Regions from separate parts of the Homo sapiens genome. Here regions 2, 3 and 4 are each linked to region 1. A link is a loop called in an ENCODE intact Hi-C map of the cell type or tissue named here. Cell type or tissue: IMR-90. All regions are shown on one strand. Region 1 overlaps ARHGAP28 (Rho GTPase activating protein 28). Region 2 overlaps TMEM200C (transmembrane protein 200C). Region 3 overlaps LINC01387 (long intergenic non-protein coding RNA 1387). Region 4 overlaps LINC01387 (long intergenic non-protein coding RNA 1387).

What was found. Peaks named below come from ENCODE experiments on the same cell type or tissue, not always from the same donor. Only the 100,000 strongest peaks of a DNase experiment are listed, where the experiment ranks them.
Region 2: it touches region 1 in a loop (5-fold over the local background); 56 of 110 quality-filtered maps call a loop at or near these places.
Region 3: a loop joins it to region 1, with 4 times the contacts of the local background. A loop is called at or near these places in 5 of 110 quality-filtered maps.
Region 4: it touches region 1 in a loop (8-fold over the local background); 92 of 110 quality-filtered maps call a loop at or near these places.

Annotation. Positions count from the first base shown.
Region 1 is chr18:6,881,643-6,889,642 of GRCh38, reverse strand. It overlaps ARHGAP28 (Rho GTPase activating protein 28), which reads right to left. Exons shown (of 18, transcript NM_001366230.1): 11 at 7,344-7,506; 12 at 2,404-2,486. Among named protein-coding and RNA genes, the nearest start is that of LINC00668, 44 kb to the left of the region's middle. In IMR-90, a CTCF peak has its summit at 3,216 (motif pointing right); a DNase peak (open chromatin) is centred at 3,212; H3K27ac peaks cover 557 bases.
Region 2 is chr18:5,874,827-5,882,826 of GRCh38, reverse strand. TMEM200C (transmembrane protein 200C) reads left to right here. Exons shown (of 2, transcript NM_001395400.1): 2 at 1-755. MIR3976HG (MIR3976 host gene) reads right to left here. Exons shown (of 10, transcript NR_172496.1): 5 at 6,443-6,574; 6 at 4,208-4,384; 7 at 2,059-2,256. Among named protein-coding and RNA genes, the nearest start is that of TMEM200C, 17 kb to the left of the region's middle. In IMR-90, a CTCF peak has its summit at 3,244 (motif pointing left); a DNase peak (open chromatin) is centred at 3,216; H3K27me3 peaks cover 253 bases.
Region 3 is chr18:6,558,615-6,566,614 of GRCh38, reverse strand. The region is part of intron 2 of LINC01387 (long intergenic non-protein coding RNA 1387); the gene reads right to left. LOC105371972 (a long non-coding RNA gene) reads right to left here. Exons shown (of 3, transcript XR_935116.4): 2 at 7,946-8,000. Among named protein-coding and RNA genes, the nearest start is that of LINC01387, 51 kb to the right of the region's middle. In IMR-90, no CTCF peak of the experiment used is centred here; a DNase peak (open chromatin) is centred at 4,904; H3K27ac peaks cover 1,248 bases.
Region 4 is chr18:6,538,611-6,546,610 of GRCh38, reverse strand. The region is part of intron 2 of LINC01387 (long intergenic non-protein coding RNA 1387); the gene reads right to left. Among named protein-coding and RNA genes, the nearest start is that of LINC01387, 31 kb to the right of the region's middle. In IMR-90, CTCF peaks have their summits at 3,099 (motif pointing left), 4,949 and 5,156 (motif pointing right); no DNase peak of the experiment used is centred here.

The sequences.
Region 1 (8,000 bases):
AATGTGGTTTGCATTTTCTTTTCTTTTATCCTAAAAGAGTCTGACAAATGTTAAAATTAAATATAAACTGGGAAGAGAAAATGCTGCAGTTCAATAAACACGAAAGGTTGTTTTGCTGTGAAGGAAGAAAAGTAATTCTGAAAAATACCCTTAACTTAAAGCATTGCTGTTGAAAACTATTTACAATTTCCTAGGGAAAGGAAAATTCATTTAAACAACATAAGTATCTCATTCCTCAGCCCAAATGTAAACTCAACTAAACAATAAAAAAATTGAATTTTTGGGTGCTATTTTTCTATTGCTTTTCAACTTTGAAATTGACAGCTGGCCAAAAGCAAATGTTTGTGTGCAGGTCTTCTAAGCATTAAAAAAAATAAAGAATTGAGAAAGCTTAATATAAGTTTGCTGTGCTATCAAAGTATAAATACTAAATTCACCAAGACGACTGAAATCCCCAAAAGAAGTGCTCTTTGGTTTTCCAAGTTTGAATTCCACTGTACAGTATTTGCAATGAGAAAAACAGCACTAAATAGTAATAATAGTTAACATTCATTTGAGGGTTTGCTGTGAGCCAGGCGTTACTCTTAGTACTTTATATATATTCACTCATCATTATTCCAAACCCTGTGAGGTAGGTACTATTATTATTTTACAGATGAAGAGACCGAGGTGGAGTGCGGCTGAGCAGCTTTGTTCAGCTTAAGTGGCAGAGCCAGGATCTGAACGAAGGGAACCAATTCTTCAGCTAGAGTTCTTGACCTCTAACCCACACCAGCTGCAATCCTAGCTCCAGTCACAATTTAGAATAAAAAATTAGAGAGACAGAGAGAGAGAGAGAGACAGTGCATGTGTGTAACATCCTCACCAGTCCCGTGATGTTCTGGGGGGACCTTTTGTTAGAAATGTATTGAATTATTTGATAATTGCTGCATCCTCAGTTGTATGAAAGGGTAGATGACATTTTGACTCAGATATTTGATAACAGATGAATTTTTTTTTGATAAAAGAACACTCTGTAGACAAAGCGAAAAAACAAGCTAATAAATTTTCAGTTTTTGAAAAATTATTGAATTATATTAGAAAAGGACATTTTTATGTCATAGCTGATCTCTGTCCTTGCCTCAAGGATACATCTAATATGACCGACATATATTATAATTGACATAGATATTTTCGCTGTGTAGGAGGAAGGTCCTTACCACACTGAAATGTCTGATAAGAGGCAGCACTAAGAACCATCTTTGTTTTCAGCATTATGTTTACTGGCCTCAAAATTACCATCTCTTTTCAACTCATCCTTATCTCAATTTCATTTCAAAGATTCCAAATACCTGTTGTACTTAAAACAAATTTCCTATTGTATATAGAATGATTATCCAGAGAGCAAGAGAAACTTTGATTTTTACCAACATACAGCAAAGAATGAATGTGAAATAAAGAGAGAAAAATTGGGGATGAAACTATAGAATATGATTCTATCAAATGTTCTACTATATATCAGTGGAGAAACCACTTTTCTGCTTCATTTTCCTAATATGTAAAATGACCAAATTCTATCAGATGATCTCTAAAATTCTGAAATTCTAGAACTATTTAAATTGAATTATTTTCACAAATTTAAAAACGTGAACATGCTAGAAATTTAAACCAGTGATTTCAAATTCCTCCCTGAGGACGCTCATCAGAGTTTTCTTTCCACTTCAGTACACCAGACTAATGTGAGTAGTTGAGGACCAGCAATTATAGAATCTATTTTACAAGTTACATAATGGTCTTATTGACTTATGACATTGTTCTATTTAAGCCTTCATTTTTGCCTCTTCTACTCCTAACACCTTGCCCAATGCCTGACACAGGATAGACAGTCAACATCTCTGGGATGAATGGAGTGAATGAAACTTAAATGTTTAAGAACATACCGCCCGGGCGTGGTGGCTCACACTTGTAATCCCAGCACTTTGGGAGGCTGCGGCAGGAGGATCACTTGAGCCCTGGAGTTGGAGACCAGCCTGAGCAACATGGCAAAACCCTGCCTCTGCAAAAAATGAGCTGGGTGTGGTGGCACATACCTGTAGTCCCAGCTACTTGGAAGGCTGAGATGGGAGAATCACCTGGCCCTGGGAAGTCAACGCTGCAGTGAGTTGTGATCGTGCCACTGCACTCCAGCCTGGGTGACAAAGCAAAACTCTGTCTCTCAAAAAAAAAAAAAAAACAAGATACCAAGATCTCCACTCTTTCTTGTCTTCCTCAGGAGAAGGGCAGTGGGAGCACAGAAAGGCCGTGTGTTTGCAGCATGCTCAGGTGGCTCAGTGAGCTGTCATCTCCACTTTCATTTTCCTATATGAGCCATGTCCTCTGAGCAATAAGAGCCCCAGGACAAGCTGTGAGGTGGACACGACGTACCTGAGCTGCATCTCTGTTGGCATCAGGCAGCGCCATGACCATGAGGTGTAAGGCTTGAAACTGTACTTTGACGTGAGGCCCTCCTAACAAGAAAACAGAAATAGTCATACATTTTAAATAGCCCTGATGCATCCTGACAGCATTTCTTGCTAGCATCTGGTGGCACAGGAGGGCTCCTGACAGCTTTTGGTGGTAAAGACTCAGGTTTTGTGCCCAGCAATGTAAATTTGTTCACTTGGACAGGAGCCTCTGTCCATCAACTCCCTTTTCCCATCCCATGATGCCATTGTTGAGGCAGGTGGCCAACGAGATCCTCAGAATAATTCTGGATTTGGATAGCACTTCCCTTTCAAAGTACTTTCGCAGACCTTCCCTTCCTTTAATACTATAAATAGAAGTGAAGCTCACTCAATACAAGAGAAAATAAACCTTGCTTCCATATAATGAGGCAGAAAAGTATAAGTATTAGGAACACAGATTTAGAACCAGGTTTCAAACCTGGACTACTATTTAGTCGCTGTGTGACCTGGGGCAGGTTATTTAATCCCTGTTGCATCTACTTTATTATCTGTAAAATAGGAATAGTCATTGTATCTACCTCACAGGCTGTTATGAGGATTAAATGAGTTAATACATGTAGAGTGTTTAAATCAGTACCTGTACATAGTTATCTTTCTACATATTTGCTCTTACTTTTATGATCTATGACACTTATTCTAGATCTTCCATGGACACTTAGGGAAGGTGATGACTGTAGTTGGATCTTTGGAGATTGTTGAGTATTTTCTTCCTCAGTAATGACACAAGATGGCGCCAGAGGGTTGGCATTTATACTCAGGGATTCCATCCACAGCTGGATAATCCACGACCAGCTGTGCTGAAAATTTAGAATACACCAGAGAATCTAGGCTTTCCTTTGTCCCTCTGTATTTTCTTCAAAATGGTGTCTTGGTGGGGAGTTCTTGGAGGAAAGCATTATGTTCTGGAATCTCTGGGGAGTTCTCAAGTTGAAGGAAAATCTATTTCTATTCAATGGCTGGAAGGCAGTCAGCTGCTGGTGAAGTTAACTGAGCTGTATAGCAGTGGAAACACTTGTGACAAGCTAGTAGGTTACTGGAGCTGTGCGTGCTAGAGTTCAGGAGTAGATGACAAGTGTATACAACCAAGCAATATGGGGAGAGAGGGAGGATCATATTGTTGAAGAAAAATCCATGTGTAGATTTGTGGATAACTTGTATCAAATTTATAATGACGCAGGTCCAGGATGTTACTGAAAAGAGCAAATACACATTGCTGTGAGCTTGCCTGAATAATAGAAACTTTAAGAGCAAGTCTCAGTGCAAAGCATTTAGGGGCAGACAAGACATAATGTTAGTGCATAAACTGCAGGCTGAGGACTGTCTCTAATCTTCCAACGCAATTAAAAAAAAAAAAAAACAACTCTGGGGAAGAAAAAAACAAGAGATGCAGATGTAGGCTTGGGACCACTGTGTTTCCATTAACTTCAGAGAAATTAAGAAGCTCTTTTAAGTTAAGTTTAATTTGGCAAATAATCCATTTTCATTTTACTTAGGAAACCTGGCCCAACGCTGTTTTGTGATTAATAGTTTTGTAGTTAATTCATTTAATACATCCCCGTCACAAGTATTCTCTTTCCTGAGGTCATTATTTCCCCAGAAAGTTATTAAGCATGTAATGAAAGCATCTGAGGCTTGATTGATGATGATACTAGTCCTTTAATTTTACGGTCAAGTTTGGGGCCAAGTTTGAAAAGAGAAAGTAACGACATTAGTGGAAAAGGCTCTGTGTTCTCTGAGCTCCATTTGAGGGTATTGAGAGGGACAGCTTAAACACACACACACACGCGCTTGTTCACAATCCTCCCCTTCAGAGAATCTTGTTACAACTAGAGCTTACTTAGGTGGCAAAAAGGCCATTATTTCCTGCTGGTAGCAGGCCAGAACTCTGGGTTTCCTGCAGGGTTCGCTGGTATCAAATCAACCACCTGCAATATAGTATTTTTCACTTTCAAAGTCATACGAAGGAATGTGGACTCTTTGTGAACCCTTTCAGGATATTTCTCAGAACCTCTCCCTTCAGTGAAATGTACTGGCTGTAGTCAGATAGGCAGTAATGATGATACAGCATGCAGTAAATGCTACACAGAAGATAATTGGTCTCTGAAAATTACAACGTCACACAGTGTTTCTGAAAATTACGAAGTCATACCGATTAGGTCTTTAGTGAAGTATTTGGGTAAAAGCACAAAAACTATAAAGTATGTTTTGTAACTGACAGTCAGGGAATCATTTGGCATGGTTTGAACACAAGGATTGAATATTTTGGAGGATGAAAATTAATATATTCATATACCCTTCTTAAATATGATTCTCTGAACAGATCTGGAATTAGAGGTTTGAATCCTCCTTGCATAATTCAAACTACCAAAAAACAAAAACAAATGAGTGATCCAGAGATGGAAGGTCCTAATTCTGGTATAAACTTCACCCAAATCTCTGGCTGACCCACAAACCATGCGTGTGTGGGGTAACACGGCGAAGGATTGAACAACTGAACACACAGTTGAGCTCCTGCCCAAAAGACCACTGGCAATTTGAGTCCAGTCAAGCAAACTGCCGGCTTAAAAGAGCAACAATAGTAAAAGAAACCAAACAACATTCTTTGGAGAAATACTTCAGAATCCATAGTCTCCAAAGACTATATTCATAATGTTCAGAATAAGCTTTAAATTTACTTGACATACAAAGTAACAAGGAAAGTGTAACCCATTCTCAAAGAAGACAGAGACCAACCCTGAGATAACCCAGGTGTTAGAACTGCCAACAAGGACTTTTTTTTCTTTTTTGAGACAGAGTCTTGCTCTGTCGCCCAGGCTGGAGTGCAGTGGCACGATCTCGGCTCACTATAAGCTCCACCGCCTGGGTTGACACCATTCTCCTGCCTCAGCATCCAGAGTAGTTGGGTCTACAGGTGCCCGCCACCACGCCTGGCCAATTTTTTGTATTTTTAGTAGAGACGGGGTTTCACCTTGTTAGCCAGGATAGTCTCGATCTCCTGAACTCGTGATCTGCCCACCTCAGCCTCCCAAAGTGCTGGGATTACAGGCGTGAGCCCCCACGCCTGGCCGCCAACAAGGATTTTGAAGCAGCTATTGTACCTGTGCTCAATGATGTGAAGGAAAATATGATTATAATGAATGAAAAGATAGGTCACCTCAACAGAAAAACAGAAAGTATTTTAAAAGCACCAACTGAAAATTCTAGAACTGAAAAAATACAATGTCTGAAACAAAAATGAATGAAGGAAATTAGTAGCTCTTCTCTCTTTTTCAGCAAGTTTTTCTCATTAAAAAAACCCAGTAAGCTTACAAAGAAAATAGATACTGGTCACGGACAGCATGTGAATTAAAGCTTAGAAAATGACTGCCTTGCCTACAATATTCTCTTCTTTCAAGACACAAAAGATTATTTTATGAATCTGGTTTAGTTAAAACATTCAAAGATTTAGAACCTACATAATTTTTAGGACAAATTTTGCCATACAACTTAGGATCTATTATTTTCTTTCATTGTAATTTTTATGAAATTGTAGTTCTGGCCAACCTGAGAAGGTTGTACAATGGCAGATACAGACATCACCTGTTAAGTTCACACAACATTTTAAAATTTAAATTAGTGGCTGGGCCAGGTGTGGTGGCTCACGCCTGTAATCCCAGCAATTTGGAGGGTGAGGCAGGGAGATCACTTGAGGCTAGGAGTTTGAGACCAGCCTGGCCAACATGGCGAAACCCCGTCTCTACTAAAAATACAAAAATCAGACAGGTGTGGTGGCGCACACCTGTAATCCCAGCTACTCAGGAGGCTGAGGCAGGAGAATCGCTTGAATCCCGGGGGTGGAGGTTGCTGTGAGCCAAGATCGCATCACTGAACTCCAGCCTGGGCAACAGTGCGACACTCTGTCTCAAAAAAAAAAAAAAAAATTAGTGCCTGACACTCTCAAATTGAGAGTTTTCGCATTAAAGCCTGGATTTGGCTCTCAGTCTGGCACAGCAACCATTACGGAGAACCAAGCAGTGGTCAATGTCTCTAGATGGGGTGTGTCCTCTCAGTTTGGACACAGACCTTTTTGGTCCATGTAGAATCAACATTTACTTAGCATGCTCATACATATTTAGATTTGCAATGCCTGAACTCCCCAGGTTAACAGTTAAAGCCCCCACTATGTACCCCCATTCTACTTTTCCAAACTTTTCTCTTGTTACATCCTCCACAATATTCAACCTTTATGCTCAAACCATGCCAAATGATTCCTTGTCAATTACAACACACACTTTATAATTTTTGTGCTTTTGCCCACATACTTCACTTAAAGGCCTAATCTATATGACTTTGTAACTTTCAGAAACATGATGTGACTTTGTAATTTTCAGAGACATATTATCTTCTGTGAAGTATTTATTGCATGCTGCATCATCAGACCTAGGACCTCAGATTTAAGAAAGGCAGTGATGTCGTATTTTTTGATGCATTATCACACACCAGGCTCTATTCTAAATGACTTCATTCAATATCCACGGCAACCCTGACAGGTAATTATTATCTGTAATTTACAGATGTAGTAACTGAGGCTCAGAAGGTTTGATTGCATGGCTAACAGATGGTTGCACAGGAATCCAAATCTCAAGAGCCTGGTCTTTCTGCAAACCCCTCTGCCTTTTAATGATTATAAAACCCTAAACCAGGCTTAAGTATATAAGTATGTAAGTAGGTGACTGTTTGCCATCAAACTTAATATTCCACCAAGCACTGTCAGGACACAGCAAATCTATACATGAGCACATTTGATTCAGCATCTCTCTTCTGCTCTCACTTTATTGACCTTATATCTTAGCGTATTCACATATAACGTCTTCCACCTACTTTCCATTAGACTGATGAAGGCAGGTATATATTCCACAGGGAAGAGAGAGGTGGGTAGTTCTCTGAAAAACGCTTTCAACATTACTGCAGCTTCTCTATGGCACATTTTGTCCCATTTAAATTTATCAGCATTAAACTTGGCATCAAGTTCTTCACGGTATTGCTGTAAATCAAGGAAAACAGTCAGTATTCAATGCACTTTTACCACCTGACCCCATTTTCCCCTTCGAAAACTGTTCTTATATAAACTGTTTTTGTAAACAGACTGGTAAGGTAATGTCTACCAAGAGTAATTTTTTTTCAACATGATTAAGGCAAATAGCTATGTGAGGATGAATTTTTAAAAACAATTTTCTAAAATATTTAAAAAATAATGTTGATCTTGAAATAATTTTCTAATTCTACACAAATATAGAAGTTCTCTACTCTGATCACAGTTTCATTTCTGTGGTTTTGGCAGAATACCACTATTCCCACATGATAAATACACTGTTAGATTCTGACAAAGTCTCCGTTCCCCCTCTTTTCATAATCCCTTCTGCCATCCTCTCTTCTATTTCTAAATTAGATCAAGAAGGTTTGCCTCTCAGCCAGTTCACAAACAGAATGAGAAATATCCCAATAAAGTAACTCTGACCTCGCTGCAACATGCAAACC
Region 2 (8,000 bases), 1.0 Mb after region 1:
CTTTGTATTTCTAGTTTTATTTCAGCTTCATGCCTGAGAACATCTCTTGATTTATTAATCTTGCTTGGGATTACTACTTTAAAAAATTGAATGCATTTATAGTGATAGTAATAGTAATAATAATAATAGTCTTAAAAAAGACCGAAAAGTAATTTGAGCACTAATAATAAGTAATTGTTTGCGTCCCAATTTTTTATATCTTCTCAAATAGAGAGTAAATTGACTGATATCTTCTGGAAACATGTGCCACTGAAAAGCCAAAACACAATTGAAGTGCATGTTTGCAATCTCCTCGTTCCTCAAATCCCATGGATGTCCAAAACTAGAACCTTTCTTTGATTCATGTAGGATATTCTGACTAAGTCAGAGAGATGCTGGTGAATGCTTTCCAAGATTTCTTTTATTATAAAGTGAATGGAAAGGACATTTAATAATGCTATACCTGCCTGAAAAAAATGCCAGCTTTCATTAAGTCAGTGGCAATTAAATGCAACACTTGGCAAATAAATTGAACAAAGCATCTGGCTAGCCTGTAAGTATGAATCATCTTCAATGGAAGTACCAAATTATAGCAAAAAAAAATAAAGGGATATAAAAAGGAAAATAAAATTCAGACATGATTAGGGCCATGAGTAAAAATAATCCAAGTTGATATGTGGCAACTTGTAATGCAGCATAATTTTAGAAAATTATTTAGTGAATGTATAAATGTGACATGCCTGAAAAATGTTAATTAAACTGGTTTACGCAATGGTGGAGATGTATAATTATTTAGACATGCTCCCATAGTCCTTTGGAAGAAAATTGTAAATTCCAGCTCTACAAGGCTGTTTGGATTATAACCCCTGGTGCTGAGGGTTGAATGCAAAGCCTTTTTATCCACTGAAAATGATGAGATCCCGGAAGTGTCACAGGCTTGCCTCACTCTTCTCTGATTTCATTCACTCAGATTAGAAAGGGCAACTTGAACAGCAAGGAGCATCTATATCTTTAATGCTTTCTCTTTTACCAACATCTTTCAGCACATTTAAGTCATGGAGGAAAGACAGCAAAAAGATGCTAGTTTGGGTCTCATAAGGAGTAATCCATCCATTGTATCTTTTAATTTATAGGCAGTCCTTATAATCTTAAAGACAGAAGAAGGGGGAAGATTGTCTATTAAAATCCGGAACATTCTTCCATCATGTCTAAAACTAATATGCCTGCCTGAGATTGATTTCTGAGTCTTGGCCTGAATTACAGATTTGGGAATCAGGCTATTGCAATAAAAATTAGAATTGATGATAGAAATATTAGTGGAAGGATACCTGGGACTTTGAATTGCAAATGTTATGGGCTGAAGGAGATCCTGGAGGTGTGATTAGTGTTCATGTATGTGCACACACACATGTGCATCAATGAACGAACTATTGAAACTTAAAGCAAGTCAATTTTGTAACTTACTGATTTTGAAGTCTGTGAACAAAAATAAATACTTTTGAGAATAAATCATCACATGCCATAGCAAGAAAACCTTTGCTTCAAGCAGATAATAGGACTGACAAGCTATGTATGCCATAGTTCTAATGACATAGGCTGTGACCTTAAGAAAAATTGAAAAATTCCAAAACAAAATTTATATGTCATAGAATTTGGTCATGGCCCAGGCTTAGGAAGAAACTTGATCATATTTATACTAGCAAAGCGATACATAAGACTTGATGAATTCCATGGAGAGTTTTTATATTATATTTTGGTTTTCATGTGAAATTGTTTGGATTCTCATTATGCCCACCATAATCAGAATTATCAGCCTAAGTGAAGACTGAAGTATTTTGGAGCTCTGGTCCTTGCTACATGGGTTTAATTAGACAAGAAAATGCCCTGAAAGTGAGGTGAACCAAACAAATGTCAACTTTACAGGCATTGAAATTGATTTCAAAATGTTTGCATCATTAAATTAAAATAATAACAATTCATTAGCCAATTACATTGCTCAATTTGAATATACAGGATTTTTCCTCCTAGATTCAAATTAAAAAATTCAGAGATGGTCAAAATAATTTTGAAAGAACTTACGTTTGTTCTGATGCCAGGTGGGGGTCTTCTGAGGGAGGATTTGCTATGAAGAGTGTTCCAAGAACACTCCAAGTGTAAAGCCATAAACATTCATTTGTGGAGATGTCATACACTTTAAGATAACTCGATTTTCTCTAGTTTGGTCTTCATAAAACTAGACTGTGACTTTCTCCTTGCACTCCAAAGCAGAATATAATCCTTGTTTACAAAATAAGCAAAACATACCTTTATAGCAATACACATTTTATCTTATCACACTATATTATGCCTAGGGAATTTCAATTAAATGGTACCATTAGTTTTCCCTTCAATTTTGGTTTTCTTTAGACCACAAAGTGTTCAAGGCTGGGTCTAATTGGCATAAATGTGGTGTGAATTTTACCACTAAAGAGCAAATCTGTTATTATTATTATTATTTTTGAGACGGATTCTTGCTCTGTCACCCAGGCTGGAATGCAGTGGCGTAATCTCGGCTCACTGCAACCTCTGCCTCCCGGGTTCAAGCAATTCTCCTGCCTCAGCCTCCCAAATATCTGGGATTACAGAGGCCTGCCACCACCCCCAGCTAAATTTTGTATTTTTAGTAGAGACAGGGTTTCAACATGTTGGCCGGGCTGGCCTTGAACTCCTGACCTCAGGTGATCCACCCGCCTTGACCTCCCAAAGTGCTGGGATTACAGACATGAGCCACCACACCTGGCCCAAATCTGCTGATTTAGGTTAAAAAACAACGTATCCTACTCTATCCTTATTGAAAACCTATACTGATCATTGCCCAATTTTCCCTTGAGTGTGTGCTAGAATGCTAGGGCTCTACTGAGAAATTTCAAAAACCATTTTATTTTTTTATTCATATAAATTTAAAGAGTACAAGTGCAATTTTGATACATGGATATCTTGAATAATGATGAAGTCTGAGCTTTTACTGTGTCCATCACCTGAATAATGTACCTGGTACCCATTAAGTAATTTCTCATCACCCATTCCCTCTCACCCTCCCACTCTTTCAAGTATCCAATTCAAAACTATTTTAAGTTAAGGAGTTAGTATTTAAAATATATCAATAGCCCATTTCAGACAGCTTTGTGTCAAATCACTTTCCCATGCTTTTATCCCTAGATGACTCAGTTGTCTTCACATTTTTTGTCCAGTGTAAAATTTTAGATTTCCCTGCATCTTGCTCCCCCTACTGCCAAGTAGGTGTATGTGCTCCTTAAAGTAAAAACAAATGCCACATTCCAAAGTACTTTTTGAAATGCTTTTTCTATAAAATGCATGCCCTTCCCTGTTGTCCCTGACCTCCCACCAAAATGTGAAGTGATCTGGATAATAACATTTTCTTTTTATCACCATTGCTCCCATTAATAGCATATGCTTACTCTGTATTCTTTCTGAATTCTTTTATGTAGCTAGGCTCCCATCCTGGAAATGTGAACAAATGTCGGTCGCAAGACTCACTGCCAGTTTTCTTTAACCAGAAGTACTAATGCCGGCCACACTTCTCACCACTGTTCCTTCTATTCATCAATTTCTTTAGCAAACATTTATCATAGACCTTCTAATTTTCAGACTCTGTCTTTAAGAATGAAGATATCAAAAATATGTACTTTTTGACCTTGAAATGTCATATTCTAGTAGAGGACACTGATATGTAAACAAATAATTTCAATGTGTGACATGTGGAGGAGAATTTTATGAAAATAGCATAGTCAAGAGTGTACATTTTCAGCACTGAGCTAGCTCTAAAAACTTTCTCACCTGCAAAATAGGACAAGTACCTACCTCAGCAGGTTTTTGTGAGTATTAAATGGCACAAGGCATATAAGGCCGTGTGTCTGGCATATGGTGGGTGCTCAGTAAATGCCGGCTACTATTATTACTAGTTAATAATGACATGATAATAACCAGCAATTATTTGGTTTCCAGGAGTAGGAACTATTCTCTCAATCACTCACCACTTGGAAGTTTCTTCCCCTGGTGTGATACAGAATTTTGAATCATTCAGGGTTCACTCAGAAAGCAGAGGCACTGTGAGCTCTCTATGGCACAAGGGATTTAGTTCAAGAATGGGACGTTGTCTGGTCGTAGGAGGATCTGGGGAAAGTGATGTTCCAGGAAGGAATTTGGAGTTTCGGGGGAAGTCACCAACCTGAGAAGTTAAGCACGTCCAAGCACCGAAATAAGGCTGCAAACTGAAGACACGGGGAAGCCATCGGAAGCTGTGCTTCTGTATCGCTACCATCTCTGTGGATCTGCCACCTGGAGTGAGGTGGGGGGCCTAGGGCTGCTCTTATTCCAGGTGGTCATCCTTCAGAAGAAGAGCTGGCTGCGGAGAGGGGGAGAGTAAGGACAGGCTGGAGCCCACTGGTGCCACTGCATCTGCTGTAACCTCATCGAACGCAATGACCCCCAAGGGCAACAACTGCTGTGTTACTTCCACCTTCTTCAAATTGGTCTTCTGGCTGACTCTAACTCAGAATCCTACAGAGCGGTATATTCTGAGAAAATAGGTCTAACCTAACCAAGTCCACATGGTTAAAAAACACCAGAGTCCATCTGTTGTCAGTTTGGCATCCATATGCACCTCTTTAACTATATTTAATTTCTAAATAAGGACATAAGCAACATCATGCTTCTACCTAATGTGATGTAGCTGTCTCTCACACACCTGAAAACACAGCAAAACTCTCTACAAAAAAGAGTACAAACTCAGTCTTCTTTAGTGATGCTCATTCTTGTAGCTAGTTCACCCCCAACCCTTTGCCACCCTGTAGTTTAAGTATTGAGGTATATAATCAAGTGAACTACTATTAACGTATCATAAGTTAGACAAAAGAAGAGTCAGAGCAAGGAAGAAAGAAATAAGTTTTCATATTTTCTATTCTCTTCACTTTGAGCAAGAACATTGGCTGGTTGTGATTCCCTTTCTGGCAGGTGACCTAAGCCTTCCTTCTTGAAAGGTCTGTGCCCAGAGCTGTTCTGCCTATATGGGGTTGCTGTAGTTTTTCCTTATAGGACATAGTAATTCTAACAGGCACTATCAGGTTCTCCTGCATTCGGGACAGCCTCCTTACCCACACTGTGGAGTAGCAAACCAATTTCCACTTGATAGTCAGAATAGTCACATCAGCTAGTACAGGCACTCCTTTCTTTGCCAAGATGACAATCTCAACTTCCAGTTTAATGGAACCAACACTTTGTGCTTCATGGAAGCATCCCTGTCTTTGGAACTAAGATCTTTAGACTAGCATAGCCCAGAATTGCAGCTACGGGAAGCAAAAATTTCACATACGAGTGAAATTCACTTACTAGTCATTAGAGGTAACAGTGGGAGGAATCACTTCCATTTCTACCCCTTCATCATTAGACACGTGAATCATAACTATGGGAAAGGCATCAAGGCATACTGTTTGCTGACTTGGAGAATATACCATATTCTAGAGAATGTTACCCCAGCCTGCAAAGTGTTGCCACACAGCTGGTGTTACAACTAAGCCTTCAAAAGGCCATTCCATCATTCCTTCAGGCTAGTTGTTTAGATGACTGAAACTGGTGAATTTCATGAACATGAGCCCATTGACAAACCACATTTACTGTAAAATTAGTTCTATTGGCAGAATCAGAACTATGTGGAATATCATGATGATGAAAAAGACATTCTGGAATCCACAGATGGTGGTTTTGGCAGAAGCATTTCAGTAGGGAAGGCAAATCTATATCCAGGGTAGGTGTCTATGCCAGTGAGAATAACACACTCTCCCTCCCATGATGAGAGTGGTCCAATGTGATCAACCTGCCACTCATACTGGGGGCTTATTATTGTCTCTGCTGCCATGGCAACTTTGTTCATGAGCCCAATGGGAAAAAATACAGTATGCATATACCCATGTTCATAACAGCATTATTCATAATAGCTAAAAGGTAGAAACAACCCAGGTGTCCATAGATAGATGCATGGATAAACATAATGTGGGATATACCCACAGTGGAATATTATTCAGCCTTAAAAAAGGAAGGAAACTCTGACACATGCTGCAACATCAATGAACCTTGAAGACATTCTGCTAAGTGAAATAAGCCAGTCACAGAAGGACAAACACTGTATTATTCCAGTTATACGATGTCACTAGAGAAGGCAAATTTATGCAGACACAGAGTAAATTAGAAATTACCAGGAGTTGGGGGAAGGAAGGAATGGGAAGTTGTTTAATGAGTACAAAGTTTCAGTTGGAAAAGGTTTAAAAGTTCTGCAGACAGACGGTGGTGATAGTTGCATAGCAATGTGAATGTAATTAATGCCACAGAACTGTACACATAAAAGTGGCTAATAAGGTAAATTTTATGTAATGTACTTTTTACTAAAAATCTAGAGATTAGGTCTTACTCTGTCACGCCCAGGCTGGAGTGCAGTGGCACGGTCATAGCTTGCTGTAGCCTCGAACTCCTAGGCTCAAGTGATCTTCTTGCTTCAGTCGCCCAAGTCGCTGAGACCACAGGTGCAAGCCACTGTATCCGGCTGTTTTACCAAAATGTAAAAAATAATTTAAAAATACAGTAAACAAAGGGCTGTCAGTTATTCACTCCTCAGTATGAATTAAGCCAGATACATTCGTGTAAATACCTGTGCTTTAGGAACGAGGGTTAAGACTAAATAGGAGAAAACAAAGGTTGTAAGTCTGGCACCTGTGGTGCTACTCTAGGAGAGCACATTAAGAGGGGGATAAAGTGGAAGGTGATGCTTAATTTATCAAAGTCTTTCAGAGTAAAATGGCAGAGGAGTGTAGTAAATGCCACTTGAGACAGCTGCCTGACTTGCAGTTCCTTCATCCTTCTGTTCACACCTGGCCGTAGCTAATTGACCTAGGTATTGACACCAGACCTGAGCTTGGCCAGTCACATTTTCTTTCCCATATGTTTAACATGTGGAGGAAGGAGAACCAGAGAACAAGAGCCCTTGAGGTTGGGTCTCATTGTGTTAACCACAGTGCTCCAAATAGTAGGTCCCCAAAATCTTGTCACTGAGGTTCCTGAAGCTGCCCTGGCTCCTGCAAGGGTAAGCCTGATTTTGCTGTCATTGCTGTTGTTGTTAGACATAACAGATTATTCCAGTTCTCCTTCCTCTCAATTTGTTTTCTTTTGTTTTTGCTTATTAGCTAGAGTTGGCTATTGTGCTTACAATGAAAATACCTGAAACTTACAAGGAAGCACAGGAGATTCCTTATTGCCAGAGTTTAATGGGTATCTCTCTCCTCCTCACATTGCCCTTGGTATTCAATGTCAGGTGTGCAAGTGAGTGGCAGTACACTCAGCACCCAATTAACAAGAATATTTTATTTATTAATTTTTATTGGGGTAAAATACACATATATACTTTACTATTTTAACCATTTTAAGTGTGCAGTTCGCTGGTAATAAATACAATTATATTCCTTTGTTCTAGGAATTTTTGACAAATTGACACCACTTGCTCTCATAACAAAGACTAAACATTTATTGAGTATCTTCACACACACAAGAATACTCCCAAGTCACAATCAATGGTCACTCAAATAATAATTGATAAAACTCTTCTAGAACAAACCACTTTGAACTGTCCCTTCAATTTTACTATAAGAAGAGTCGACACTGCTAGCCCTTTTTTTGTTCCTGTGGCTCAATATAAGTTTAGTGCTTCTAATTGTAGGAATAGAAACTCTATGTAAATTGAATTATCATAATTAGCTTACAGATCACTGTAGTACTTATACACTTTTCTTCCCTTTGAGGGTTTTTTAAGAGAAAGTCACACAATAAGGAAAAAAACCAATAAAATTTAAATAGTATGTTTGTTGTTCATTTGCGTTAAAGACAAATGTTTGCTAAATGGAATTTTTTAGAATGTCTTTTTACTGGATAGAGTTGGCCTCCTCAGCAGCTTCATCTGAGGAAAAATTTAATCACAG
Region 3 (8,000 bases), 320 kb after region 1:
AGCTTCACAAAGAGCTTTGATTGATGGCAGCTTTTCAGATACCTCTGTGGCTTAGTCTTATCTTGTTTGGTATCTCTATTGTTTCTGAACTGTAAACACCAAAGGAAGGACCCATTCAAAATGCAAGTACTAGGCTTATTCACACGACTCAAGATATTCTTTTCCAAAGTTGAGTAATAGAATGTGTCATAAAGACATCAAAATCTGGTAGATTTGATTTTAAAATTTGATTCATGACTGTCTTGACTGTCTTGTTTCGCCCACGTGGAAGAAGCCCATACTCATTCTCCTCTGTGTTTTCCTACATTGTTTTCAATTGTTTAGCTTTGGGGTGATTCTGCCCAGCTTTTAAGACCCCCAAGTGATCCCTGAGCATAGCCCAGAACTGCCAGAAAGAGTGGCTTCTGAAGTATTTGTCAGTAAGGGGTGTTGACTAGAAGAGCAATCAGGTAGGTATCAAAAAACTGCTTGGAATTTTCTGTAGCTGCAATGCAAGCCTGACTTGAGTAAATCTATCTGAGGTATCCAGACAGACAGGCAATATTTCCATCCATGCAGAGTCATAGACTGACATACATTTTGAGGTCTTTTCATATTCCAGCCATTGCATTAGGTACTTCATGTACATTTGCTTGCTTAGGAGAACTTCGAAATCTTAGGTCTCATTAAGAGTCTTTGATCATTTACCCACATGCATGCATACTCACACACAAACACACACAAAAAGCACTGGACTGGACTGCCTTTGAGTTGAATGCTGATCTTGAGATAACCCCTCGTCTGCATTTTTACCACCCAGATTTCAACTGGTTAAACTTTGTGCCTGTTTCACCTGCTAGAAAATTATTGAGCAATAATGATTTTAGATAACAATTTTAAAAGAATCTGTATATCTCTAATTCCAAAAATTTAAAAACTATTCATACCCATGGGGAAGATGTTTCCCTTACAATTATGTATTCTTTGTAACGTCACCCTTGTAGAACAAAATTCCTTTCTCTTTTTTTTGAGACAGGGTCTTGCTCTGTCACCCAGGATGGAATGCAGTGGAGTGATCTCAGCTCACTGCAACCTTTGTCTCCTGGGTTCAAGTGATTCTCATGCCTCAGCCTCCAAAGTAGCTGGGATTACAGGATCATGCCACCACACATGGCTAATTTTTGTATTTTTAGTAGAGAGAGATTTTCACCATGTTGGCCAGGCTGATCTCAAACTCCTGGCCTCAAGCGACATCCCGCCTTGGCTTCCCAAAGTGTGGGGATTGCAGGTGTGAGCCACCATGCCCAGCCCAAAATTTCTTTGTAGTGTCACCTTAAATATCTCTATGGATGAAACAGAAACTTGCTCAATCTGTTACCTCATTTTTGGTCTGAAGTCTTGAATAATAAGATACCAGGTTTATGAAGCAATATATGAGTTGTTTGGAACACAATGAAACTCTGTTTATTGTATGCAACTTCAGATAAGCTAAATAAGGATTTAAACTAACACTCCTTTTTGTTTGTATATTTGCTATCGCTAGGACTTCCTTTTTCAATTTAAAGATTGTGTCTTATGTGGGAGATCCATTCCAACCAAGCAAAACATCTAGCAGACTACAAAGGATTTAGCTTGTCTTGTTTGTTTACATAACTGAGTTGAGTATTGGACTATTAAATCTTGCATAACATTATTTTGATTAAAAGTAACTGGTTCAACTTGTTGCATGATAAGAATGAAACTTGTCAATATAATGCATTTATTCATGAGAAATGTTCATGTTTCATGTGAAACTTTCTTTTAAAAAATAAAACTTTAAAATATCTTAGTGCTGCTTTTACCTTAATATAATGAAGGAATAGTCTCCCCTGCAGCAGAGGTTGAAAATTAAACTACTCCCAGCGTAAAAAAAGTCTGATTTGTTTATCACATGGGACAAAGCTTATAACCGCAGGAGCTGGAGAGGTCTTATTTCCACACTTAGTTTCCAATCAGAAACAACCAATAACTATGCTATCCCAGCACTTTGGGAGGCCAAGGCCGGTGGATCACTTGAAGTCAGGAGTTTAAGACCACCCTGGCCAACATGGTGAAACCCTGTCTCTAGTAAAAATGCAAAAATTAGCCGGGCGTGGTGGCGCACGCCTGTAATCACAGCTGCTTGGGAGGCTGAGGCATGAAAATCCCTTGAACCTGGGAGGTGGAATTTGCAGTGATCCCAGATCGTAGCACTGCACTCCAGCCTGGGCAATAGAGTGAGACTCTGTCTCAAAAAAAAAAAAAAAAAAGCTGATGACATCATTTAACAAAAGGTTGGGTTCCTTAACGTTACTGACATCACATCAGCCTGGTACTGACCTACTGGCCCTGTATCTTATCCTTGCTCTTACTGGTCTATTCTTGTTAATTCCAAAGTGAGGAAGTTGTTTCAGTGTATTCATTACCACTTTTCCCCTCCAAATCTATACTTCAGAGGTTGTGCAAAGCTCCAAATTTTCCATTCCAACAAATCTTACGGTCTTTTTGCCTCCCTCTGTAGGAAAGGAGGTTATTCTATTTTTCCTGGACACATTAAATGGTGTGACTTGTTTCCCACTGTTCCATTTACATAATCTATGAAACATTCAAAGTATCTGTATCTCAAGTGAAAACAGAAATTCAATTGTACCAAAATTTCCATCAGGGCATTTTATAATAAGTTAAAGATTTTTCTATTACTTTTTACTTACTAGTATAATAGTGTGTTAGAAAAAGCAATTCGGTGAATATACTACAAAATTGTCAAAATTTTAGTGCTTAAAAAACATAATTTCTTTAATGTAACTATCAGAATTTGAGGTAACTATATTATTTTTTCAAGCTTATAGGTAATATTTGAATGGCCTATTTAAGCCTATGGATACCAAAAAATGGTGACTAAAAGCACACAAAATCTTGGGAAGCACTTTTTTCATATGACCTTTTGTTGCATATCATGATTTATAAGAGAACTGTCTTTGGTCACTTCCCTGGGAAACATTCTCTAAGATTTGTGCACTGAGATTACACACTGGAAATTTCTTTCGGAGGCCCCTCTAAGTCAGTGCTATGAGTGAAGGGAGTGCATTTTAGCAGAGGAAGGAGCTGAACTGTGATGTCTGCACAGACGCACACAAAACAAGGCAGAAAACTGAACCTCTCCCAAAGGAAGCTCTGGAGCTAACATCAGAGCTGTCCTGCTTTGAAGCAAGGGCAGAAAATTCTGCACTCCCTCACTTCCCCCAACCCACCCACAGCCGCAGACTCGTAGAAGGAGGCCATCCTTGGGCAAGGTAGCCTAAGATAATTCACGGAGAAGGACTCAGATGAGAATCTTTGACTGCCAATGCTTCCAGCAGCTGGGAAATGAGTGTCCCAGCTGTGAAGGTAACATCTGGATGGAGCACCCCAGTATCCACTCTAACAGTCAAAGGAAAACAAACTAGGTAGACAAGTGGTTTGGTTCATAAGCCCAGGGGATTCACTGCTCTGCATTAAATCCTTCTCTGTCTTCCTTCTGGGAACCATGAAATTGTCTCCATAAAGTCCATCAGCTATTTTAGCCACTTTTTTTTTTGAGACAGAGTCTCACTCTGTTGCCCAGGCTGGCGTGCAGTGGCGCCATCTTGACTCCCTGCAGCCTCTGCCTTCTGGGTTCAAGTGATACTCCTGCCTCAGCCTCCCAAATAGCTGGGATTCCAAGTGCGCACCACCATGCCGGGCTAATATTTGCATTTTTCAGTAGAGACAGGGTTTCACCACGTTGGCCAGGCTGGTCTCAAACTCCTGACCTCAAGTGATCCGCCCACCTCGGCCTCCCAAAGTGCTGGTATTACAGGTGTAAGCAACCGTGCTTGGCCTATTTTAGCCCCTTTTCTAATCTAGCCCCTCCTACTGTCATGAAATAGAACAAATGCAAACTAAGTTAGCAGGCCACATCCCAGGGAGGCTGGTAGAAGACATGAGACTACTGGGAGAGAGACAAAAGGATGGTTTATTTTTCACAGCTATACAGTAGCTGGGACTTCTGCACTTCTGTTGGTTCCCCACTCCCCAGTTCCCACAGGACAATGCAAAGAGGGCCAGAAGACACGTGCAGACACAGCAGTCATGATGTGGTAGAGGAAACTTGAAGGTAGGGAACTCGGACTTTTTAAAGTAGGCACTAAGCATGCCTGCCCTTTGCTTCAGAGACAGTGCCATCTCTGTCTTCCAAGACTATTTGCTATATAAGCATTCTTGAAGATATAGCCCAGAACATAGATGGCTAGTGCCTCTTTTAGCAAAGTGGAGATATGTAGAAACACAAGAGACCCATGAAGAATTTCCACCAGCAGCTCCCGCCTCATCAGCTGCCACAGAGAGAGAGAGCTGTACACCGTAGTGAGTTTAGTGAGCGCATGCGCTAAGGCCAGCTGCTCGAATTTCAGTACTGGTTCTATTACTCCTAAGAATGTGACTTGAGGCAAGTTCCTTAACCTCTGTAAGCCTTAGCTTACTCATCTGTGAAATGGAAATAGTAATAGTACCTATGGCCTATGGGTAGTGTAATCATACACCGAGATAAGCCACATGAAATGGCTGGCATGTGGTAATCAGGTGCCGAGTAAATGGTAATCCTGTTATTACAGTAGACTGGACACAGACCAACTGCCTGGTTATTTTCCCAAAGCAGTATCAGAAATAGGAAAAAAGGTGTTTGAAGGTTTTAGCTAACAGAGAAGTGGCTGACCGCTCATAAGACTCTCTGCAGGCCCTCCTTCACCTTGCATGTGTGTTTAAGTTCCTGCCCCTGCACTCCACAACCATGCGTTTTCACTCAGGTTTGGCCTCAGTAAGGCAGACAGCTGTTTGCGTTTCACATACTGTGACTCGAGTAGTTCCATAAGCCTCTGTGACCTGAAGTGTTCCTCTGGCAGCCAGCCGTAAATCTCTTGCTCAATCTCCTTTTAACTCCTCAAACTTAGAAGCCAAGCTGACATAATCCTTATCTGTGGGCTCAGCCCCACCGCAGCGGCCTGAGCTAATCCTACTCTTGCAAAGAAGAAACACAAAGATCTCTGGTTTTTTTTTTTTTTTTTGACAGGATCTCACTCTGTTGCCCAGGCTAGAATGCAGTTGCACAGTCATGGTTTACTGCAGCCTCAAACTCCTGGGCTCAAGCAGTCCTCCCACCTCAGCCTCCTGAGTAGCTGGGACTACAGGCATGTGCCACCACACCCAGCTAATTTTAAAATTTTTTGTAGAGACAGAGTCTGGCTATGTTTCTCAGGCTCATCTTGAACTCCTGGCCTCAGGTAATCCTCCAGCTTCGGTCTCCCAAAATGCTAGGATTTACAAGCGTAAGTCACCACACCCGGCCTACTCATCAGTTTTAAGTGCCAAGTTTTTTCTCACTGAGGGAGCATATTATCCTGTGGTAGCTGCCAGGGCCTGGAATTACATTTTAAGCCCAATTTGAATTGAATGGAAATGAGACCTAATCTCCCGCTCCAAGGCAGTCGCTTAAGGAACGTATTTTAAAGAGGAGACACTTTTCTTTCAACATCATCACTTTCTCCAAACATGACAAAATCACGTATCAAAACGAAATCTCGAGTTCAAGTTGTCTGTAGAGCTATGTTGTGTTGTAGCAGGGATATAGTAAATCTCACAGGCTTTGACAGGTGGTTAGGTAGTAAGATATCTTTCAGAAGGGATTTAGTTATTCCTTTTCTGTGAAGTCTGGTCTCTAAAATTTTTGCTACAAATACTCTGTCTCTCAGTTTTATAATGACATAAACGTATATCAGAAAATATCTAAAGCAGGCTGGGCGTGGTGGCTTATGCCTGTAATCCCAGCACTTTGGAAGGTCAAGGCGGGCGGATCACCTGAGGTCAGGAGTTCGAGACCAGCCTGGTCAACATGGTGAAACACCGTCTCTACTAAAAAAAAATAGCCAGGCATGGTGGCTAGTGCCTGTAATCCCAGCTACTTGGGAGGCTGAGGCAGAAGAATTGCTTGAACCTGGGAGGCAGAGGTTGCAGTGAGCCAAGATTGCACCACTGCATTCCAGCCTGGGCAACAAGAGTGAAACTCTGTCTCAAAAAAAAAAAAAAAAAAAAAAAGAGTTAATAGATAAATAGATGATAGAGATTTTGCTTTTTTAAACCTCTTCATCCACTGTAATAGACTACATGGTTTGTTAAAGGGGTAAGTATTATCTTTTCATCTCAACCCACATTTCACTCTGAATATTAATGGTTATTCCTAGAATCCTCTTTTTCCCATCCCTGAAAAGCAAATATACTCATATTCTTTGTTTTGGCGAAGGTCTTTATTATAGCCATAAAGGATAATGGATTTATCTAATTCCATCGTTTTTACTAACCAAAGTTATAAAGTTTTAATTCTACCTAGATGTTGCCAGTCAGAGTATAATGTGCCTTCAACCTAAATTATCACAAAGTACATAAAAACTTGGCTTCATAATTCTCATGATAATTTAGGTTATTGGTTTAATCCACCAAAAATACCCTCTGAACTTACAAACTGAAGCATACTATACCTGTTTCCTTTCGTGTTTTAGGTACTATGATAAGTTACCAGTAATTTATAAAAGAATGAACAAAAAAGCCACAATCTCTTTCATATGCTTCTAATTATTTTCAAAATACAAATGTTAAATAGTTTTTTATTTTTAAGGTACTATTTAGTTTTCCTTTTGTTACTTTTCCAAATTTTTTAAAAATTATTTTTTTATTTTGAGATAATTTTAGATTCACATGCAATTATAATAAATAATACAGAGGTATCTCATGTACTTTTTAACCTAGTTTCTCCCAGTGATAACATCTTGTAAAACTGTAGTACAATATCAGAGCCAGGAAATTGACACTAATACAATCCACTGATCTTATTCAGATTTCCCAGTTTTTCCTGTATTCCTTTGTGTGTATGTGTTTATTTCTATGCATAAATGTTCTATTTTTTTCTTCCATTAAGTTTTCAACCATCAGACCTCATTTGTGTTTCTGCTTCTGGAAATAGGAGATAGAGATTTTAGCTACAGCAATCAGAATCCACCCTGGAGTGTGCTGTTTTCCTGTGATAGCAAGAAAATGTTCCATTTGAAAACTGCTCCACAAAGAATCATCAGAAACCACAGAAAACAAATGATGGTGTTGGCGGCTTTTCTGTACAACTCAGTCTTTTATTTCAGAACTCTATATGCTAAAAGGGCAGGATTCTCTCTCATCTCCTCCTTCCTTTTTTTTCTATTTGTTTTTAACAGAGAAAGCAAAAACAGACTTTGGAAAAATCACAACTAAAGTAAATCTATTCTTTGGAGAGTTATATGTGGATGATTAACTTAAGAGAAAACTGGTTAATGGCAAGTACTGAAAGATCTGATCTTTCTAATGAACACATCTAAAAAAAACTTACAAAATAGAAGGTTGTTTATTCTTTAAGGCAAACTTGAAAAACACAAGATTATAAAACGTCTTGGGGAATAAAAATAAAGAACTCATTCCCTATAAACAGTTGTAGTGCTTTCTTACATCTCAGAGAGTGTCCTTACCTCAATACAAATACACAGACAGCACACACATACACACAGACATGCACCCACATTCATACCCACACACATACACACCCACATACACATACACGCACACACCAAGAGCTCAAATACGAAAGGCGAAATCAAACACCCCAGAGAGGGTGGTGATTCTGCCAAACTGCAGATACTGTAGCTCTTACAATAAATGGGAGGAAAAAGGATTGTTGTTGGCAAAGCATGGAGGACAGTGATTATTTTCTCAGGAAAAAAAGGTTAGATGTCATATTTTCCTCTGTTTTAACACAAATGACCGAACATTTAGAAAAACAAGATGCTTAAATCTTGTTAGGATAGAGTAATCTCATCTCATGTTAGCTTAAGAGTAAAACCCCAATTCTGCTTACCCCAGAATTTTTTCCATAAGGGCACGTCACTATCACTTGATAGACTTTTCCCACC
Region 4 (8,000 bases), 340 kb after region 1:
CTGCATCGCTACTGAGGTTTGCCAAATGAAACTTCTTTTAATAGTTCTTCCACATGCCAAAATAATTCCCCTGGGATATTAACTTACCCAGTTATGAGAAAGAAGAAAGAAGAGGATACCACAATTTACATTTATCCACAGAGTAACTTGGAAAACCATTAAGTGGTACCACGTGGGGATGATGACATGTCCACGTGAAGTGGCCTTTATGCCTTTTCATTTGTAAGAGACAGAACCATGGAAAGCACACTGAGTTGGCATTTGGATACTTGATATAACGCCAAGATTCTACTACTTATTAGCTGTGCAACCTTGAGCTGTTCTGACTTGCCTCATTTATAAACTTAGGACTCCAGGAGTGGAAGAACAGAGTGATAAAGAAGTCTTGTTATTTCTCTTTATATGTTTGCCACAGGTTTTATGCCAGTGAGTTCAACCATGCTTGACTCAATTTTTCATCAATAACAGGAAATACATTAAATGCCCATTAATTTCCAACTACCGTATATGCAAAGTACTAGGATGCAAAGATAAGTAAGAAGTACTCCTTCTGGCTGGGCATGATGGCTCATGCCTGTAATCCCAACATTTTGGGAGGTTGAGGCAGGGGGATTGCTTGAGGACAGGAGTTCGAGGCCAGCCTGGGCCACATGGCCAGACTCTGTCGTACAAAAAATAAAAAATAAATAAAAGAGATAATAATCCTTCCCTGAAACCCGTCAGAGTTCACAAATGAGAGTGGTAAAAATACAGAATGCTTAAAGTGGTCTGATGTAGAAAGTGTTAGGACAGCACAGAAAGTCTCCTTGGAGTAGTGTTTATTTATATTGGACCTTTGAGAATGAGTAGACTGTTAACCAGCAGAGAACGGCAGAGAAGGATGAGGTGGGGAGAAAGGATAGTCAAGGAAAAGGAAAGACTGAGAGACAGAATTCAAGAAAATCTGAGGATATTGAACGGATATCCCAAAGTGGCTTACAGATAGGGAGATGAGACTGAAAATAGGTAGGTTGAGAAGTGACTGTTCAGGGCCAGTACCACCCTGCTGTGGAATTGGGCTTTGTCCTGTAGGCTCTTAGAGACCATCAGAGATTTTTCCACAAGGGAAGCCCATGATCAGTTTGTTGTTCCATTCAATTGACTGACTGATTGATCAATTGATTGACCTTCATTGACTGATCATCTGCTCTTGCCAGCCACTATGCCAACATGACCCTATTTTTCCCATTCAGAAAAAACATAGGCAGCTTTTTACAGAGCACTGTGGGCATGGTTCCCCCATGCTACTAATTTTGATGAAATACAGCTAAAGTTGCTCTTAGTTTATGCAATTACTTTTTAGGATGGGTTTTTATTTTAGACCTTATGTGCACAAAATGCTAAGAAATCCTCCACCAGATTATATAAAGAAAGATTTGTTCATTGTATAATCCCTGCCTCCAGCTCTTTCAAACCATTAAGATTAATTTCATTTCTTGGGTAATATCCAATGTATTTGTTTTCTGAAAGGGTTCATGCAACTCCCAAATGTGTCTAACCTATTCCCTGAGAATACCTGGACTACCATTGAAGAATCTTTCTTATTTAGAGCTAAGAAAGCCTGCATATTTCTAACATCTTTAAACACAGAACTTGCTATGCAAGTCATCAGCTTCACGAAGATTACAAAGAAAGAAAAACAGGAGAAAGTTTGATTTCTGTCCCTGAGGGTTGACAGTCTAGGAGGAGAGGCTGCACAATCACAAATAAAATGATTGAAAACACTTTGCTAAAGATATTTTAAGAAGAAATTTGAAGGTGACATACTTGGAACAAACAAGTTCCCCAAAACAAGGTTTCAACATCTTTTTGGTGTTGTCTTTCCTAGAACATTGTGCCTCTATCAATGCTTTTAAGATAAAACTTGCCTGGGAGAAAAATTTTAACTATGATTTTACTTGGTAAACACTATTATTCTAAATTTGAGCTCATCCTGCCTGCTCTGATATAAGCCTTTTTCTTCATCAAGAGTTATGCTTGGGTACAGAAAATTACCTATTTTCCCCTGCTTTTTATGCAGTCATTTTGTCAGACACAAATTCCAAAATCAAAATCGTCTAGAGGGAGTAGTCAGCATAGCAGTTTACCCAGGATGATGAGAACGATGTGGAAATAAAAGGGGCAGCTCAATGTTCTCCCCACCCCTACTTGGGGCATTCATGCTCATAGGCATATAGGACCATGCATATAGGGCCATGCATATAGGGCCATGCATATAGGACCATGCATATAGGGCCATGCATATAGGGCCATGCATATAGGGCCATGCATATAGGGCCATGAAGACATGGTTTATAAACAGATAGTTCCAACCCACAATCCCTTACCTACAATCCCCAAATCTCCAAAATTCTAAACACCAAGAATTTTTCTAACTCATTTGGTGACATTTGACCTGAACTGATATTTGGATATATTATGTATTCCATTTAGTATGAATATATTTTGCTACAGAAATATAAATGTGTTTTATTATAGAGTGCTGCCCCACACTCACTCAGCCCAAGTATATGATTTAGGTTTTATTTTATTATTTGAAAATTTGAAAAATTCTGGATGACCTGGAAAATTCTGTACTAGCAGTCATTTGAAGCACCTTTTATATGCAAGGTGCTCTACACACAGCATCTCATTCCAAGGTGCTCTACGCACAGCATCTCATTCCATTCTGACCCACGAAGGAGGTATTATTACTATTGCTGCATTAATGATAGGGAAACTGAGGCCTGGCAAAGTTAAGCAATTCATCCAAGATCCCATACCTAGCTAGTGAGGGAGCAAAGACCCAAACTCAGGCTGCTTGATTCCAAAGCTCAAGTTCATTTCACTCTATATAGGGCTTGGTAGCTGCACCCTGCTCGTCATTGTCCTATCCACTGACCCTGTCAAGCCACCGCCTCGATGGTGAGCAACGGTTTCTAGTAATCTTCAGTGCTACGTGGATGCTGAGGGGAAGAAAGGTGTTGAGCATCTATGAACAGACTGTTTTGTTGCCCCTTTGAATTACTAGTGGGCATCTTCTTGCCAGACCTTCATTTTTATGCCAATTCACTGCCATCTAGTGGTTATTTCAATAGCAATTTTACGTAAAATGTTAGGTGACATAGCATCATTTCTAACAGGCTGGAGATTTGGTCCTTAGAGGTCGTAAAAAAATAAATAAATAAAATAAATAAAACCAAGATGTGCAGGAAAAAGGAATCTAATCTAAGTAAACATTTATAAAATAAAGTACATTTTATTTTTCTATTCTTCAGGTAAGGGACTAGCAAGATGAATGGGCTTTGCTAAGGCTTTGTAAAAGCTCATCTTTACGAACTTAACTAAATAATCAGATTAAATCTCTATGTAGGCTGCTTAGGAAAATAAAAGCTTTCTCTGAAAAGATTTCACCAGCCTTTCTTCAAAGATTGCCAGGGATTGTCTCTGCTCTAATTATAATATTTACAATGCAAATTGTTGGTTGCAATGTACGTTTTTTTCATGAAATTAAAAGTAGTCATTCATATCCTCATTTACATATGTTCCTCTCCAAGACAGATAAACTCTCATTCATCTTTGGTAACAATAATATGATTTATAAATTTGAAGTTCTGACAAAAGAAATCAAAATATGCACATCAATAGAAAAGGTTTTTGGCATTGTAAGTACTTATTTAGTGTATTTCAGTTTAATAATATTTATTGAGCTTCTGGAAAGTCCCAAAAAAGATTCAAATATAGACTCAGCAGTTTCTTGGCCCAGTTGCTTAGAACCTAGAGGAGAAAGATTGGCAACATTACAGTTCAGGTGACACGCAGACTGCAGTGCAAGGAAGTCTGTCCAGTATGTTTGGAGATTGTAATAAAACAGGACTAAAATCCTAAAGACGCTCCCCAGCTTGCTGGTTTCAGATGTCAGACTGGGAGCTTCTTAACACCAAAACATCCTCTCAGATAAATTGGGATCAACCTTTAGTACCTATTAAGGGGCCAGTAAGAACGTCAAAGTTGCTTTGAGATTAAAAATGTTTTGGTGAGCAATGCATAGCCTTGTACTTGCAGCCCAATCCTATCGGGAGGAATAGCATGTGAATAACACGTGAATGTCAGGATCCTGTGAGTCTTCTATTACACACTGCCTACAATTTAAACAGCGAGTCTTGTGAGGATGGAATACTAAAATACTCAATTGAAGCAGATCCTTAAAAAATTACTTTATTTTAGCACTATGTGACTTAGAAAAAATAATGAAGCCAGTTATTTGCCTTAATTATAAGAATGTGATGAGGGGCCGCCACCAGCCAGGGGAGCCTAAGGTTTGGGTTTGTTTTTTTTTTTTCTTTTGAGTTGGAGTCTCACTCTATCTCTCAGGCTGGAGTGCAGTGGCGTGACTTCGGCTCACAGCAACCTCTGCCTCCTGGGTGCAAGCGATTCTCCTGCCTCAGCCTCCTGAGTAGCTGGGATTACAGGCACCTGCCACCATGCCTGGCTAATTTTTATATTTTTAGTAGAGACGAGGTTTCACCATTCGGCCCGGCTTCCTCTAACTCCTGATCTTAAGTGATCCGCCCACCTCTGCCTCCCAAAGTGCTGAGATTATGGGCGTGAGCCACTGAATCCAGCTTTTTTTTTCTTTTTCTTTTTTTTGTTTTAATTAGAGCTCCTAAATTATTTTCTTTTTTGAAACTTCACAATGCTTATCACAACTTCGTAATAGCGGATGCCCTTTTCTCTGCTTTTTTTTCCCCTTGGCATGCTTCCCTCATGCCTCTTGTGGTGATAGTGTCTTGCTTTGGTTCAAACATGTATTTATGGGATTGCATTCACAGATTTCATTCCATCCAAACGTAGGTAAAAATGCAGGAGTAATGTCTTTCCTTATTTTTGCCTCTGGGTGTATGATGGCCCCAAAAGAACAAAGGCAACAAAGGGCAAGTCTCAGTACAGAGCAGAAAACCCCGATAATTTGCAACAGGAAAGTGCTCCCCTGTAGGGGGCTCTGGAACCACCACTCCAGGCAGTGTGTAATTTGCAACAGGAAAGTGCTCCCCTGTAGGGGGCTCTGGAACCACCACTCCAGGCAGTGTGTAATTTGCAACAGGAAAGTGCTCCCCTGTAGGGGGCTCTGGAACCACCACTCCAGGCAGTGTGTAATTTGCAACAGGAAAGTGCTCCCCTGTAGGGGGCTCTGGAACCACCACTCCAGGCAGTGTGTAATTTGCAACAGGAAAGTGCTCCCCTGTAGGGGGCTCTGGAACCACCACTCCAGGCAGTGTGTGAGGCTGGGAACAGATGGGAAGGCAGCCGTTCGTAGCAGCCTGTGTCAGACAAGGGACACCTCCAAGTATACAATTGCTCCACTCTTCGCTAAGACCGACTACATCCTGACTTACTCCTGAAACATCTAAACCCTCATTAGAGAAACAGGAAGTTCTCATGTAGCGAAGGCCAGCACACAATGCTGCCCTTTGTCTGTTTGGAAAAATTAAAGTAATAAAATTATCCAAATCATTTCCACAGTTCCGAAGATTTGTATAAACTGCATCTGAGCCCTTTAAAAAGCAAGGCTTTGGATGAGATTTAAAGCTTCGTGATGTATTTACTCACGACACATACAGGAGGCAAATAGATACCTGCATAATTTTCAGGTGATCTAGCTTGTTTTAAGGAGACAGTGGAAAGTCTAATGCGACAAATGTTAGGTGTGTCCTTTGGAAAATTTCCCTTCACATACCAATTGCTTGACTGGGGTTTCTTTGGGAGGCAGTCAGTAATCAATTTAGCATTGAGCTCTCAGAAAATGGCAAAAGTTCTAAAGAACTAGGGCATAAACCTATTCAGGATTCAGTGCAACTTCCTCAATTGTTTTTTATTAAAAATATTTTTTAAATGCCAGCACTCACCAACTGTGCAAAGAAAAAGTCATAAAAAATAAACTCCCAACCTACAGTGTGTACAGGAAATGGTGAGATAAAAATCAATAAAAAAACAAAATCAGGTTTTGGCTTCCACGGAGTTCCACACACCAACAGTATTTGAAAATCTTTTAAAATGATGAAATCAGCAATGTCTGAGACATTCCTAAGAGTTCACTGGTTTATTGGAAACCTAGGAAAGCACATGAACAGCGGAGTACTTGTCACGTGGAGAATGTGAGGGTCGAGGTAATGTTGTAAAATGTTAAGAACTTTTACCAACTTTTGTGAACGTTTTAGAGAAATGGCAGAAACTAAGCCTTAGTGTTCTGCTTAGCTTTTCTTTCCTTCTTTTGTCCACCCTCTCCAGCCTTGGAGAAAAGCACTCTCTCTCTCTCTCTCACACACACACACACACACTCTCTCTCTCTCACACACACACACACACACACTCTCTCTCTCTCCACATGTGTAGGAAGTCCCATTTTGTATCTCCAGCCCACAAGTCTCTCCTCAGCTCATATTCAACCCTGCCCTCCGCATCACCTCAAATCTTACACAATCAGAACAGACCAATCTGCTTTTGTCACAGTCCTGCCCATTGTTAACAAATGACAACTTCATTCTTCTAACTGCTCAGGTGGAAAGCTTTGGAATCATCCTTCATTCCTTTCTTTCTCTCGAAACTCATCAGCTCTGCCTTTAAAATCGATCCTGAATCCGGCCATTTACCACCTGTGTCACAGTCACCTGGCTCGTTGCAATAGCCTTCCAACTGGTCACCCGCTTCCTCAGTTGTTGTCCTTTGATCTGTTTTCAAAACACCAGTTAGGGCCAGGAGTGGTGACTCACACCTCTAATCCCAACACTTTGGAAGGCCAAGGCAGGAGGATCACTTGAGGTCAGAGTTCAAGACCAGCTTGGGCAACGTTGCGAGACCCAGTCTCTGCAAAAAATAAAAAATAAAAAAAATTAGCCAGGTGTGGTGGCACCACCTGTGGTCTCAGCTACTCGGGAGGCTGAGGTGGGAGGATTGCTTGAGTCTGGGAGATGGAGGCTGCAGTGAACTATGATGGCACCACTGCACTCCAGCCTGGGCAACAGAAGGAGAATCTGTCCCAGAAACTAAAACAAAAAAGCCACAAAAAAAGACACCGCCAGTTAGAGTGACTTGGTTTCAATGTTAAGACAGGTCATGTCAAGCTGTTGCCCCAAATCGTCCAATATTTCCCTTCCTGCTCAGTAAGAGCCAACTTCCTTGAAATGGCCAAAGGCCCTGTGCTATCACTGGGTTCTCCGAACTCATCTCTCCTGCTTCCCTCCTCTCTCTCCTGGCTCTGGACACTCGGAACACACTAGGCTTGCCCGCGGGTTGTACTGGCTTTTCCCCCTGCCTGAGACCCACTTTGCTCCAGACAGCTCATTCCCTCCTTGCTCCTTTCTTTTGGTATCTATGTTCTCTCAAGGTGTCTAAGATGCAGAACCCACACTCTCAGCACTTTTTCATCCCCCTCCTTACTCTACTTTTCTTTGGAGCATCTACCATCATCGAATTTATTGCCTATTTTATTTAGGTATCTAACAGCTCACACTCTTAGAATGTAAACTTCCAGAAGTGGAGGGAAGTTTTGTATTCCCAGTGCTCTATCACTGGTACCTAGTAAGAGCTAAGAGGGATGAATCCAGGTTTATGAGGTGGGAAGCTTACATTTCCAAAGGATCTGCTTAAAGAAAAAGAGAACACAAATGTACAAATACAAAATTAGGTATAAAAGTGAATACTTACTTAGAATTAGAAATTACAATAATTATTTTTTTTAATTTTAAAAAATTTTTCTTAGAGATAGGGTCTTGCTCTGTTGCCCAGGCTGGAGTGCAGTGGTACGATCATAGCTCACTGTGACCTTGTGAACTCCTGGGCTCAAGTGATCCTCCTGCCTCAAGTCTCAAAGTGTTGGGATTACAGGCATGAGCCAGCATGCCCAGTCCAAATTATTATTATTATTATTTTTGAGACAGACTTTTGCTCTGTCACCCAGGCTGGAGTGCAGTGGTGTGATCTCA